2 separate regions of the Homo sapiens genome follow, and region 2 is linked to region 1. A link is an interaction called in ENCODE POLR2A ChIA-PET data of the cell type or tissue named here. Cell type or tissue: GM12878. All regions are shown on one strand.

Evidence for each region. Peaks named below come from ENCODE experiments on the same cell type or tissue, not always from the same donor. Only the 100,000 strongest peaks of a DNase experiment are listed, where the experiment ranks them.
Region 2: POLR2A ChIA-PET joins it to region 1 with 11 read pairs; 6 of 35 experiments call an interaction of 5 or more read pairs at or near these places.

The regions. Positions count from the first base shown.
Region 1 is chr2:213,012,341-213,020,340 of GRCh38, forward strand. IKZF2 (IKAROS family zinc finger 2) reads right to left here. Exons shown (of 9, transcript NM_001387220.1): 8 at 1,451-1,594. Among named protein-coding and RNA genes, the nearest start is that of MIR4776-2, 90 kb to the left of the region's middle. In GM12878, no CTCF peak of the experiment used is centred here; a DNase peak (open chromatin) is centred at 3,621; H3K4me3 peaks cover 6,302 bases; H3K27ac peaks cover 6,622 bases.
Region 2 is chr2:213,144,707-213,152,706 of GRCh38, forward strand. It overlaps IKZF2 (IKAROS family zinc finger 2), which reads right to left and starts at 6,906. Exons shown (of 9, transcript NM_001387220.1): 1 at 6,707-6,906; 2 at 5,438-5,541; 3 at 3,890-3,938; 4 at 3,002-3,106. The coding sequence starts at 3,923. RefSeq lists enhancers at 2,780-2,829, 4,531-4,630 and silencers at 6,997-7,056, 7,137-7,496. In GM12878, a CTCF peak has its summit at 7,613; DNase peaks (open chromatin) are centred at 3,061, 6,845, 7,176 and 7,886; H3K4me3 peaks cover 6,925 bases; H3K27ac peaks cover 5,842 bases.

The DNA.
Region 1 (8,000 bases):
TGACAAAAAACGTTACAAAGAGTAGACTATATAAATTCAGAAGACAGAAAGAATAATAATATATTTTATTTTTTCCAACTACATTAGAGTCTAGTTAGATTTAAGCATTTAATGACATCCAACAAAAAAATCAATATTAAAAATAAGTAAACTGGCTCTTTATTTCTTTTTTTTCATAGTTACCCACAAGAACAGAAAAAAAGTTACCAAAGGCCTGAGGCAGTCCTTTGTGTATAACTCAGGGGCTTCAACTGACATAATATAAACTATGGCCCTTATAGTCACCCTTAGGCCTTCTTTCAATGAGTTCTCAATAAATCCCTCCAGCTAGTCTTAGAGTGCTATTTTGGTGATGTGTTAGTTCTTCAATTTCAGATTGAAAGGAAACCTTCTTTAAGTGTTTATTGAAGTAATGGAATTGTGTTATCCTCTCCTCCCTGAAATAACCAAAGCAAAGATTTTTGTCTCAATCACCATTTAATCAGGATGTCCCACAATGCTGACACTAGAATGTCAGAATCTGTTTGAATATTTTTATCCTAATAGATATATATACAATGAATAACAATTCTTTAACAATTCTTTTTATTGAATCTCTATTATTCATATTTCTTTTAAAAAGTCCATGCTTTTTGTATCCTCAGAGACAATCTATGACTTACAGCATGCATCCAGAATGATGCCAACATTGGGCGTATCAAAGAATATCTAAGGGTTCGGAAATGAAAAGGGAAAGTCTAAATATATGATATTTAATCTTTTCAGTTCAAAATCATAGGCTGGATGAAAAAACAAAGATTAAAATATGAAATAAAGATCCAAATATGAAACATCTTGAATGTAGGTTGCTGCATTATTTTTCCAATGCAGAATTTTGAAAAAAAGAAAAATTATCTTCATTCCAGATAAAATACGAAAATAATTAACCCATTTATGCCTGAGGTTGAAATTTTGTTTTAATTTTTGCAATCAGACCTTGGCGATGACCTTGAGCAGTAGGATATAAATAACTCCCACATGCTTAGCGTTCCAATAATGGGACACTAGGCATAAATGTTAATAGGTTAAAAAAAAAACAGCTAAAAACCTGACACTAATGAAAATTTTAAAACAGATTACAAAACTGGCCAATAGGCTGGACCGTTTCTCTTCTGTATGACTATTTTTTAAAGAAATTAATATTTTCTATTTTACATGTTATTTCACTTTATATATCATCATATTTTGAGATGGTGACCACTATCAGTCTTTATCTCTCATATGTATTTGTGTGTGTTGGTGTAAGTGTGGTGTACACAGAATGTCAGAGAGTAAAAAAGAATAATGAAGAAAAGAGATGGGTATTTATTTCATGAACTGAAACACACCATATATATTTCTAATACATGGGAACTTGCCTTTTCCTATTAACATCACCTTGCAAAGAAACAAAAGCATTTGTAATGCTTACCCACAAACTTTTGTGGAGTGGAGCTTTTACGTTTTCCCATATTCCCCGTGAGCTTCTCTATGACAGCAGGTCTCTCAAAAGGCACCAGAGAAATATTGTTGTCCATAATAGGCTCTTGTTCCTTACAATCTTCCATAGGAGGTACTATACAAAACCATAGAAAAATGCAATCTGATAATTTCTTCAACATTTTGGATGATACAAAGCTGGATATGCCATCTCGATATGTGTTATAAAAGCTAGTATGCTTCAGTAGAAGCAAGTAGAAAGAATACCCTCTAGTGTGAAAGTATACTCTTTAAATTTGCACACACACATATACACCAGAGGATTTGTTTTTATTTGAGTCTCTCTTAAATCCATGACATACATACACTGTTGCCACTATTGGTGGCAAACTTGTTCATGTGGTTTCTCATCTTATTCCCCTGAAAGTGTTTTTAGCATTGACTAAAATCAATACTACTTTTAAGACTGCACTATTTTCAAGGCTTTTAGAGTTTATTTTTAAAAAACAATTTAAGTAAGTCAACTTGTTTGAGAGAAAAGCTTAAACAGACATACAAAATAACAGCACGGTATTTAACTGTTTTTCTTAACCCATGTATTTTCCTGCAGCGTATTTTCTATTTGATGAGCTGTTAGCCTTATTGGCAGTAGCTTAAATACCTGCACCAAGCAGCCCTCATGAAGAAGAGCCAATTCTGAACATGTCTATGCACAGTAAACTGTGGCAGCTTTATGATTGTAATTTATTTTAAAAAGAGCTCTTCAGCAGGAAGAAGAATCCATTTCTAAATTGGCACATTGGCTCACTAAACTACTGCCCTAATTCATTTGACATATACTCTCCAATGCTGTTCCCTATTCATCCCTTTTTTCTAAGTTGCTATGGACTAATCTGTTAGCCCTTAGACACTGACATTCATAGTGCAGACAAAGAACTTAAAACAGTTGTTTTTTGAGTAGAAATACTGCCCAAGGATGTTTAATTAAGGATAGGGTAACAACTCAGACAAGGCGAATCAGTTGATTAAAAACAGTGTTCTCAGGAAAGAACATAACTTATTACTTGTTGTTTATTGTTGCTTTCTCCAGTTGCACTTGTGCCAGTACTGTTTGGAAACCTAAAGCTTTCATTTCTTAGAATAACTTTACTTGTTCAGTATGCCCTGTAAAAATGATTTACTCTGATCCTTTCATTTGTATAAGATAGTCCCACTGTGTACAAAAAAATGTAGTCTCATTTATAAGGGGATCCTCTTGGCAGACACAAAAATAAGTGAGAAAGCAAGAGATGAAAGGTAGGAAAATTCAGTGCACAATTCAGTTGATGTATTTAATAACCAATAGGTTACCAATTTTGAAGAAAATGAAACATAGTGTGAAAAAATGTTTTCATGATTTGGACATGTTTAAAGAAATCAACATTCCATCCAAGTTTTGATTAACCTATAGATGGGTCAAAAAAATTGAATTGTAATCTACATTTAATAAGAAGTCCTCTGGCTATGAATAGCAAGGGATTGTGCAATTATTAGATGTTAATTTGGAAAAAAGTTTCAAGGTGAGACTGAGGAACAAGGAAACAGATCATTGTCTGCACTATATCATTAATGATGTTATCACATTGAAAAAGTATGTCCCAAGATATTATGTATAAAACATTATATTCTCTTTTAGTAACAACTAAAAAAGTGACACAAAAGTAAAAGAGTCAACAAAAAAGCAAAGAATTTCAAAAACATTCAAGGATGACCAATTCACGTAAGGGGAGTCAGAAGAATGGCACAGTGGTGGTGGTGTGGTGGAGAACCAGGTAATGAGATACAAATTGTGGTCAAAATCTTAACTTTTTGTTTGGATGATGGATTTACAAGCACTTACTACATTATTAGAAATAACAATAAAACTAAAAAGCAGTCCAAGTATGGACCAAAGATGAAAATATGTCAGACCAAGATCCAAAATGAAAGAATTTGGCAAGAAAAAAAAAATGTTGTTGTAAATTTTGCTAAAAAACTAGCAAAACTGGTTAACGGGTTTGCCCCCAAAATTAAATATGCTAATTTGTTCTGAAATGAGTAGTCCAAAACCTGGCAGTTTTGCTCTAAGTTTCACCCTGAATTTTCATATTTGAACGCATTTAACACTCAAAACGAAACCTGGGTGTGGGAACTGTCCCACACCACATCCACCTCAATTCAGATGATTTGTCCCGAGTTCAATGAAGCTCATGTGAACTGAAAATGATGATTTTGGCAGAGTTCTGATCTAATTTCTACTTTACAATAGCCCTTTTCATGTCAAAAATTGATCTTGTTTCTACCACATCGGCAATAATAATAACTGACGTATACTATGTGCTGTGTGCTGTTTTAAGGCTTTGCATTTAATAATTAATTTAATTCATCCAGAAACTCCATGAAATAGGTGTAATACCATCTTCACTGTACAGATGAGAACAGAAAGACCCAGAGATGTTAAGTAATTTCCTCAGGGTTTACATCTAGTTAGTAGAGAATGTTATTACTACTAGGAGTCTGGCTCCAGAGCCTGGCTCAACCATTACGCTATACTACTCTTTGTAGAGGTATTTTGAGCATTGACTTTTTGTAAACCAGTCAGACATATTTGTAAGGTCTGCCATTGGGTAAAGACCTGATACATTTTTCCTTAATTATGTAACCAATCTGATTTTGTTTTGCTTCATGGATCTGGGTGCAACTCATCAAAATATTTCTGTGTATACATTGCTAGAAACATAAAACAAATTCTCTAGATATCTCAATAATGCATTAATCACATAGACATTAATCTGGGCTAAAGATATACCAATAAGGTAACTTCCCCTGTTTGAACAAACTTTATAACCAAACATCCTCTTTGACCTTATATTTGAGGTTATAACCAAGATAAAAACATAATTCCATTAGATCACTGTTTCATCACGTTGATAACCATAACGGCAAAACCATAAGTGTATTCCCAATGTATTCTTTTGAAAAACCAAACAGTTCACCCAAATTCAAATTCCAAGTCTGAGGGACCTAGGTTAGATCACATGTCTAGCTCCTGAGCAGGAGAGGGCAGAGTACCTGGACTGAGGGTCCCACCACAGCTACATGCAACAGGAAAGTTCTCTAAAGGTAAATGGGCACTCTTGTTATCAAGAGAAGGAGGAAGGGATGTCAGGCAGGCAAAAACAACAGATGTCTTCTATATTGTTGCAAATTTTCTCCGTGTTACCCGATCTAAAAAAAAAACTTTACAGTTATCTTAGTTATTTTCTTGACAGCATTTGGCAGTGCTGACACTTGCTTTGGCTTCTGTGAAATCACTCTTTCCATGTTCCTACTCTGCTCTTACTCATCTTCATGAAATTTTTTTCCTGCTAGTGTGTTCTTGGCCTTCTTGATGTCTCACTCTGTACTTATCCGTATTGCCTTATTAAAAACTACTACGTTGGGCCACTACATAAATTATGATGGATCCTGCATCTTTGTTTCCTACTCAGACCCCTCTCAAGAGCTTGAGATCTATATATTTAACATCTTCCTAGACAGTTTTATTTGCCTATTTCATGGAGACATAAAAGAATATAGTAAAAGAAGTAAAATCTCCATTTACCTTTCTTTCTTCTATTTTCCTAATTACCATATCACTGAATGACACTACTAATTACCATATCACTGAATGACACTACTATTTACTCCATCAGCCATGCTGGTCACCTGTGGAAAATCCTAGATTTCTTCCTTTCATCCAGTCTTCTGCCTCTCCTCCTCCCTACCACATCTCTTTACAAACACACATGGAGGTACCCCAAGTGTTTTAGATGCTACATTGGTAGTTGTTCACATATGTTGTTCTTTCTGCAGGAAACACCCTTCTCCATTTATTAGTTCACATTTTTGCTTTTTAAAACTAAGCTCAATCCCGGGAAATTCCTCTTGGATGTTCTGCTGATTTAGGTATGTCCTCTCTGTCTCCATAATGCTTATCACATAGTACTATAATTGTTGTTTTACTGGTCTATCTTCCAATAGCTGGTAAATAACCTCAGGGGTTGCATTCTGTTGTATTTGTGTCTCTAATACCTTTTATGATACAAGAGAGATATAATATTCAATGGATGTTCACTGAATGATGTCACCCAATAGAAATAAGTCAAAAAAGCTTATTCCAAAGTTTGGGGGTGCCCAATAATGCCTCTATACTGTGAAAAAGAACCTCCCTTTCCTAAACAATTCAAAGCATAAACCTAACAATATATATAGATTTTAAGCTGGCTATCCTTCTGCTTTGCACTTTCATTTTTGTCTTTAGGTTTAGGTAAAACAGGTAATAACATAGTTTGATTTTAAAGCTTTTCCTTCAAGCTAAGCAGACTTGAAAAAGCAACATAAAGATAATATTGAACAAGATAATCTGCCATAAAACCTAATTAAATAAGATAAATAATCTGCCCTAAAACCCAATAAAATAAATAAGCTCATCAAACCCAATTAAATAATTTAATTATATAAATAATCTGTCATAAAACTCAATTATTATTTCCAAAACTATGAGTCATGATATTCCTCCTTTTTCCTCAAACTCAATCAACTTTTCTAAGACCATTTTATTCTACCTCCTAAATATGTCTTCAATATTTCACCTTGTTCTCTTCTGCAGTTGCCTCTTCATCTTTTTCTTTTTGGCATTGTCATTTCCAGTCTCTCCTCACACCATACCCCCTGCCCCAGGTAGGCATTTATCATGTATCCTCATTGGAGACATTTTTCTTGATTTGATTACCTCATTAATAACAAATTTGGTTACCCTAGTGGCCCCCCATCAGTTACACAATGAAATTCAAACACTAGCTTAGCAGAGAAGACTCTGTCTTTGCATCACAACCTACTAATTCAGAAGCTTCATTTCCTACCACTCCTTAAACTGCAGTTACACTCAACATCAGGGAAGCTGTTAATTATCTTTTATATCTCCAAGCCTCTTTTTCTCCTTGAATATACATTCTCTGTATCCTGCCTGATATATGCAATTTTTACTCATCCCTCATGTTTGGATTGAACACTCCTGCATGTAAGAAGCCTCTCTTGACTTTTCCAGAGTTAGGTTAATTCTACATCTATGTTCCCAGAGAACTGTGTATGCATCCTTATTAGAGCTTTTGTTTCATTTTATTTTATTTTTTTAAAGTATGTATTTCCTACCAGACTATAAAGTAAGTGTATTAAAAGACTGGGTCCATTTATTTTTATACCCCAGAATGTTCTATATAACTTGGCACATAGTAAGCTCTTGATAAATGTTTTCTGAGTAAAGTGAAAATGCCTCTTTTCCTTTAAAAAATTCCATACTAGAAGAACAACACAGGGAAAAACATGTTTTAGAAAAGAAAGACTAGGAAATATAACTATGTCAGATATTTTTTAAAAACAAGTAATAGTTAAATCATTTCATGGAGCTAATGGCAACCAAAATGACAGCAACTCTCATATCTACCACAAAAAAGGAAAACAAATAAATAACATACAGCAAGAGAAGGGAATAGATATAAGTTTCATCATGGTTCTGTTTAAAAAGAGACATATGCCAAGCTATTTATATGAGACGTATGTTAATGATGAACTCTAGCAGCATTTTACAGAACCATGTTTTTCTCTTACAGTATTTATCAACTCCTACCTCGTATGGCCAATTTCCCATTAGGCATGTTAACAACAGATAGAGGAGATTAAGGATAATCTCAAATTATTGTTATAACAAACCCAGAAAAAGTATGGTATGAAATGGCATGAATGTAAACTTATGTGGTTAAAATGATATCCAGTATTTAAGAATATTTGTTTCTATAAATGGTATCAGAAGCTACCCTCAATCCCTTCTCCTCTTTGGTTTTACCCTCTGCTCTACCTACCCAGTGCCCCTACCCCTTTCCCACTTTCCCCCACTTGGTTCCAGCTTCAGCACCACCTGTAAAGGGCCTGTGCCTACGGAGGGCTAAGCAATCTGGGGAATAGGGGGTAAGACTGAGGCCCCAGTTGTTTAGGGGACATATCTTTGCTTCTCTCAAAATATACTTGTTTAAATTTTTCGTTAGCATTTGATTCTCTAAAAGTTCAATCTGCCAACAGATAATTCAATGTTGATTATAATAATTTATTTACATTTTACCTCCCTATTACCATATAGTCTTTTAGGAGTATGTATGCAATACAGAATTCCATAAATAACTAGGAATGCAAAAATAATAAATAAAGTTGGAAATGCATAACGCCATCAAATGTCAGAACTGCAATGGGAGAATATAATATAGAAAAACTAGTAGCAATGCCATAAGGTGTTTTGGGGAAGATTTGGTATTCCCCCAAGCTTCCATCAGCTTCCAGCCTCAATTTACCCTTAAATCCATCAATTTAAATAGTAACAGTGTATTTGGTCAGCAAATGAAACTTCTAATGCTTAAGTTACTGCTGGTAAATAACAAATTTATAGGGAATAGCACATTTACTGTTATTCAGTTATTTAATGTTCTCAAATG
Region 2 (8,000 bases), 130 kb after region 1:
TATGTACACTAATGATCTCAGGCAACAATGTCCATCTTCTTAACAAAGACATCCTCATTCCAGAAGAAAAAGTTTAAAGTTCTCTAAGAAAATTCATTCAAAACCATAGGAAGTAGTCATTATAAAATGTTAGGATCACTAATACCTCTTACTTCTTCTTAAGTTTATCTTAGATGCTAAATTTTAAAACCAAAAACTGTCAGGCATTATAACATTTTTAGTTCTCTCCCTCCCAAGTCACCAGTGCTCTATTCTAGCACTGTCAAATAATGATAGCTGCCGTCATTATTTTTATACAATAGCTGGCAGCAAGTTGCACAGAAACCCTTCATCTTAGAAGAGTTACCAAATAGCTTAAACAAATGCTGGGACCTTACAGTAGTACTGACCACCTTCCTAAAGCCAAAATAAGTGAGCTCTCATGCCTTATTGATACTTTTCTGGCCAGAATGTTAGCTGTTTTACTAAAAAAAAAAAAAAAATTTACTTATTTTATTTTTTTAACTGTTTAAAAATAACTTTTTTCCTCCTTACACATATATTCCCATCCTCTCCTTCCTGCTACTAGAAACTGTCTTAAAGGTTTTCACATTTACTTTTAGCTTTAACACTTTCAATCAAAATTGCAATTCTGTTTTTGGAAGCAGGCACCCTCCAGGAAGTATATTTGAAGATATTAAAAAATGCAGAAAATAAATAAGTTCTTTTCATTAAACAAAGTCAACAATGCATGTAAAGGGATTTAGGAAAACCGGTGATCTCAGACACAAGTGATTTGACAGGCCAGATGCACACAAAAAATTATTCCAAGTCACAGAAAAACATCAGAGTGACCAATTCTAGGTCTCTTGTTCTAATTAATAGACGAGAGTTCCTCTCTATCACTATTTGCTTTGGCAATCTAAAATGCTGATATTCTCCTAGATCTAACAGAGAGGAAAAATGGGTATCTTCTCCATCTAACACCTAAGTGGGTAACCTAGATACTGTAAATAGAGGCTACATAAAGGATGCAAGAGACAGCTCTGAAGTGAGAGCCAAAATATTTAACCTGCAACTCTTTGGAAAAGAACCTGAAAACACGTGCATCTTAGCCAAAACCTGTACTAACATGGAATTGCCACAGGCTAGTAAGTTAAAAAACTCTCTACCAAACATAAGTTTACTGTTGTTGGGTGAGAAAAGCTCAAATGTCAAAAGCACAGTTCTTATTTGTTCAAATTGATCATGCCTACACTCTGCACTGTTTATTTAAAAAGATGAGTGAACTGCCTTTCTGAAGCAAGTACTTGCAAAACCAGAATCAAATTCAGAAATAAAGCAGCCAATTAACCACTTGACAAGCATTTTCCTGTGGTTGTGTCTAGGGGATGACAGTCAAGTCTCTGATTAACAGTTACTCCCTACCCTATACATGCAATGTTTCTAAAGCCAATAGCTAACTAATAGAAACTACATATTATCTCTTTTTACTCTTTAGGAAATTGTGTGAGTTATCTGAGAAATAAAAACATTACACCAAATAACTAGTATATTGAAATGTAAAAATTCTATTGCCTAAATTGTAGTCATAGTATATTTTTTATCAAATCAACTAGCAAAAAACATGAATGCAAAAGATTCATTATGAGATTAGTATGATAATTTAGTATACATTCACCTGCTAACTTTACTAGTTTTTTCTTTCTAAATGATACGGGAATTGTAAGGACTGCTTCTATAATTAAATTTTCTTAGGAAGTGCTCATTACTTAAAAGAATTACAACTTTTAAATAAATAAAGCAAATTCAAACTCAATCATAATTTCAAGTCAATAGCTAAAATTACTTAAAGTTAATAAATTGCAAAATGTATTCAATGGTATTCTATATAAATTGCTTAAATTTCAGTAGTATTTACTAATTACTAAGCTTGCAGTTTTATAATAACTTACAGTTTCGAGAGCTGTTAGAAGTAAAAAGAAAAAGTTGCTCTCTCTGGATAGTCAGAATACATTTACAAATATGCTCATAATTAAGTACATGATTCACTTTTCTTAGTTATTAAATCTTCGGGGGGGGGGAAGGAAAGAGAATGCCTTTCCTTCACATATTGCCAAAACAGAAAACTTGTAAATTTAATTATATTTACATGTAAGTCCAATGTCCTTTCTATAACATGTAAGAATAAAATATAAATCTAAAGTATAAAGAAAACAAGATTTCAAATTACTTTTGAGTAAGAGTAATAAAGCACTTGCACTTGATAACTAAACTGATAAAATATTATAATTAAGAAAAAAGCAACCATATTCTTAATAAAGTATTTTGTCTTCTGTCACTGACAGCATGTAAGTTGCATCTTATTACATAAAAACAATGTATATTACATCAGTAAATGACCCTTTATCAAAAACAGTAGCCAAAACTGTCTTTTCCTACAAATTCAAAACATCTTTCCAAATTTTATCAGTTCTTCTCTGGACAAAAGCCTTTCAACTTTGCTACAGAAATGGATATAAATGAGTTCTATAAATTTTCAATTACACTTCACTTCCAATGCTTTGGAGAAGAAACTTTCACATTTTTTAAAAGCAAGTAACACTGTAATTTTATCACTGACGGTTTAGCTTTCTACCAAGGCAACATAAAATTATTTCATTTTTTAACTGTGAAGAGTCCTTTGGAAGTGACGTTTCCACATTTTTTACCCAACAACAACAAAAAATCCAGTCATAAACCTGGCAAGTCAAAACAACAACCAGCAAATTCTAACCTTTCTTACCTGATACAGGTAAGCACCAGCTCCCAAATGCCACCTTGGGATAGTTCAGACTAGTAAGCAGGCTCATGTTTTATAATACTAGAATGAACAGGAATAAATCTGTGTTGTTCTTTCTTTAGCAAAATCTATAACAGTAGCTATACCACAATGTGAGAGGACCCCACAGACCTAACAAATTAAAGTCTGTTGCTGGAGAGACACACACACACAAAAAAAAATCATAAAATGAAGACTTACTGCTTGTCATGTGACTTGGTGAGGCATGCTGTCCATTGGGTGTGCTTGAGGTGAGGTCAATTGCCATATTGGAGTGCTCCCTTTCGGGTGAAAGCTCATTGTCACCTGCTTTCACAAAATATAATCTTTTGGTTTCTATTCATTGTCACATAAGATGTAATTACTAACTTTGCTTTATACACGCAATGGCATGCATAGCCTTCAAACTGTAAGGTAATACATTTTTCCCTTAGAAACTATAAGGAAATATCATTTAGAAATATACAGTTGAATGAAATGATGAGAAGCCATAATCAACCCACAATAAAAAAAATTAACAAAACTTTATTATCTCAATACATAAGTTGTTGATTTCTAAAGTATCTTTCAGTTGAAAGAAATAACTTTTCTTTTAACATCTAATTTAATTGTTAAGCACACAGAATTTATAATGAGCATTTTCCAAAATGCTGGCTATCAGAGAGAGGATGGAAAAGACAGGTAGCTAAAGAAATGTCAAGTTAGGAAAGCTAATTCTCTTTCACATAATATGTCTGAAAAATTAGGTTACAGAGAAGTAAATATTTAGTACACACCATATTAATAGACATATATGAAACCTGGCCTATTCTCAACTTACAACAAAGTAAATTATAAAAAGTAGGAAAGTGTTGAACTGCTAGCTACTATTGATTTAAGTACACTACTTAACTTAGTATGTTTCTATATTTCCTTCTTATTTCACTTCAGTGCTGTCATTTTCTCAAACTCATTCAAAGGTGAAATTGTGAACAGAGAGAAAAAAGAGTACAGAATTCTCAATAAAGTTTCATAATCCAGGAATTAAAACACAGGTAATACAAAGGCAACTTTATTACCAATAACAAATCAATGAAAACTAATACTTACACGTTATATAGCCATCAATAGCCTCTGTTTCCATAGTCAAAGTGCAATGCTGCAAAACAAAAGATTATACCCTTAATACAATGATTCCTTTCAGTATCTGCCATTAAATTCTTAACTTATTTGAAGCTCCAAGCAGTTAGTCCATGTTGCTGCTGCCACCTGTGCCCAGAAACATACACAGTGTACTGTATGTGCTCATTTGCAAGTCACTGAACTCTTTCTGCAAATGATCTGATTCCTGCTGGAGATAGGATAGGAAAGATAAGTGTGCTGTGAGATGGGCTAGAGCAAAAAGGGAATGACTCTCTTAATCAAAATTTATTGGGTTTAAGAAAAAATAGGGGGTATAGCTCAAATGTGTCAGCTTTAACTGGGATTTAAGTGTTTTACCATTCACTACTTCCCACAATCACACTGCAGTTTGAGGACTTCCCCAGTATACAGATAGCTCTATTCACAATTGTTGCAAGTTGGTTCATCATGTTCTAATAGGGAGGGGGAGGACAAACAAACATAAGAAAACAAAACAAAACAAAAAACTTAGTGCCCAACGGTGTCTTGAAGATTTCTACAGCAGTTGGCCAACTCCCTGACTTGTATTGACATTTTAACCTACCCCAAGTTCTGTGTAAGCACCTGTTCAATGTAACCTTAATTTCCTGCCAGACCATGCTTGGACACAAATGCCAAGCCTACTTAATACAGTCTGATTTTGAAAATTTCATAAACTTTGGTTGTGCTAGAGAGAATCATTTAAAAAAAAAAAAAACTTTGGGCAATTATTCTCATGCACAAACGCCACACAACAGAACATAATTCTCAGAAACAAAAGTAAACTGTATGAGATGACACCCCCTAGCTTTGATTCACATAATGAAAAGATCGATAATCTAACTGTATTCTGTGGGGAAAAAAGTTTAAGAATTGACAAGTCCTGAGAAGATTTTTACTTTTTTTTCCCCCTTTGGCCTTGGTCCTTTTTGCCTTTAGTTTCAAAACTCTCACTGCACCAGCAGCTAAATTATTCACAATGAGCCATTTCTGTATTGATCGCCAAGTATATTTAGCCCTGGCTCCTGGAATTTCTCCATTACTTACTGGAAAACAGGCAGCTTCACTTCTTGTCTCCAAAACCACTTCCCTTCTCCCTCCCCTCCCCTTCTTCACCACCACACTCCCTTACCCCCCCCCCAAAAAAAAACTTTTATTTCTTTCTTTATGGAATAATCAGATCAAATTCCCAACTCAGTCACTACATAGCACTTAAATTTCAACCTGCTGTACTGTTATCACATTCTTTTAAATTATGATTACATAAGGCTTTAAAGAAAGAGATCCGTAAAGTTTAAAAGAGGAGCAGTTTCTTCGGATATTTTACAAATGAGCTTATCTCTTTAAAAATGTACACATTTAACACACACATATTAAAAAGAAAGAAACGTCAGGGAGAAGCGAAAGAAGGCTGCCCCATCAATGAAATGGTTATTAACCCTCAGAGAAGGAAAGAAGGAAAAAGAAAAAGGAGAAAGAGAAACGAAATGTACATACAAAAGAAATTGTCCTTTGATTAAAAAAGATTCATCACCATTTCCAGCTCTGTCGGGAGATCTCAGCTTCTTCTAACCCCTCAAAGAGGAGGTGACAATGTCGGGCTGAAGATAAACGGAGGGAGAAAGAAAGAAGTTTTTTGTGTTTCCCCCTTCTCTCTTTCCCTCCCTTGCCCCCTCCAAGCCAAGCCCCCTGCAGAGTTCAAGGGGAGGAGGAAGGAAAAGCACTTTACAGGTGGGTCATTCCAAGCCCAAATCCAGCAAACAGATCGGCTGATAAACAAAACCAAGAAATGAGAGAGAAGAACACCCCCCTCCTCCTCCTCCTCCTCCTCGTCCTCCTCCTCCTCCTCCTTCCACCCCTCCCCCTCGTCCCTTAGGGATGGTCTAGTAGGAAAAGTCACTCAGGAATGGCACCACGTACTTTCAGGAAAGAGGAAAAAAAAGAGAGAGAGAGAGGTCAGTCAGTGCTATAGCAATGCGATTAACAAGAGAAAAAACTTGATCCACCGGTTCCTTAAGAATCGACCAAAAGCTAAGACAAGAAAACTGAAAGAAAAGGGGGGGGGGGCGGGTAGAGGGGAGGGACAGTCAGGCAGAACCCAGCTAGGAACCCAGGCCAACTTCACAGGACTGTTTTTGGCCCTTGGCAAAAAAGAAAAAAAATAAATAAATCTTAATTCCATCTCTTTCGCCCATACTAGAACCTGTCAAAGTGATTTAACTGCTGCCTGTTTACATGTGTCATACCAGGGTTTTTGGTTTTTTTTTTTTTTTAATTCCAACAGGATCTGGATATTACCTTCTATCTGGACAGCTTCAATTTATTCCAGCCTACCCAATCTTTCTTCTTGGAATTCAAGTTAAAACAAAGCAAAACAAGTCCAAATTCATGACAGCTATAGAGATGAGAACTGATTAATCGATTAACATCCCAGAAACAGATTACAAGGAGGGGACGATAAATTAAGGCAGAGGACATCATCTTCAACCCGATTCCCTGAGCGTCCTTTACAAAAATCATTACCCTAATCAGAACCACAATCCATCCCTCCCAGAGAAAAATACCTATATTATTATTATTATTACTGGTTAACAGCAACAAGTCATTTGATCACATCACAGTGCAAAACGAGATGCTATATAATTACACTTAACTTTGAAAACACTCCCCCCTTTGCAAATCATACACATATTTATATATAATCTATGAATCAGAAGACAAAACAAGAGCTGTTCTTCACCACGCAAAAGCCAAGCGGAGATTTACCTCAGCAGTGCATGCAGTAAAATAATCCCATCACCCTTTTGTTTGTGTTTACTGTTAATGTGTCCTCTGTCTTTCTTTCTTTCCTGTGCCTAACGTGTGTTTGTGCACTGCAGTTGGTGGTGGAAACTAAGGCAGTGGATCTGTAGCTAAGGGTAATCCTGTTTTTACTTCCTCCATCTTCAGCGAGGAGCAGGGTTAGCCCGGGACAGCTGGTCAAACCCCGAGAAACCGATCCGGTGGAGCCCGAGCACATCTCCCCCGCCGGCCGGGCTCGCGCAGACGCCCGCGGGCGGAGGGCGGGCTGGCGGCGGCTGCGGCGGCGGCGGCGGCGGGCGGCTGGCGGCGGGCAGCGGAGCCCCGGGCGCGGGCGAGCGGACGTGCGTGCGCGCGCGTGCGTGTGTGCGGGGCCCGAGCGCCTGTGCGTGTGTGTATGAGAGCGCGTGTGCGCGCGCGCGCGGGCTGGCGGGCGCGTGTGCGCGTGTCTGCGCGCTAAGCCGCTCGGCGCGCTCGGCAATCGATTACAGGACAAGTGCTGCCCCGGAGGCTCCGCGACGCGCGCACTCCCTCGCGCCCACCCGCGCGCCCGGCCGCGTCGCCCCCAGCCCGTTGGTCCCCGGACTGCGGACCCCGCCCCCGACGGGGGCCAGGTAACCCGCTTCCGAGTGTGCCACGGCGACCCCCATCTCCCCTCCCCGTGTCATAATAAATCTCACGTTTTCTGCCGGCTGGAGGCTTGGAGCGGTGAGGTGACGTTCATTTCGGCCGCGTGAAGTTTTCTTTCAAACTGGGATTGGTGGGGAGGCCGGGGGAAGGGAGCGGGGCGGCGATCTTGGCGCCCTGCGCGGAGTCCGGGAGCCGCGTCCCGGCCGAGTCGGGGAGTGTGCGTGGAGCCTCCCACCTACTGGTCTCCGCCGGCAACTCTGCGGCCCCATTTCGGAAAGCGCACCGCATTGACCGGGACCTGAAGCGGGATAAGAGGGGTCCTGGGGAATAGACTGAGAAAGACATTCATGTCTGAGATGAAGCTCAACTATTACTATTTTGAAAGTGCTTTAACAGTGCAAGTTTAAAAACTAAAGTGTTGACTTGCTTTTTCTCCCCCGGGGCATGTGCCACGTCTTCCAAAGTCAAAGGAACGGATGAGTACAAAAAGTTGCTACCCTTGAAGTGTTACCTATCACTATCAACCACAGCTTGTTTATTTGGAAAGAACTTAAGTGAACCGTCAAGAGAAAAACAAATGCATATTCTTTCTACAAATAGTAGCATTTAGTATCTTTCCTGACCACATTTG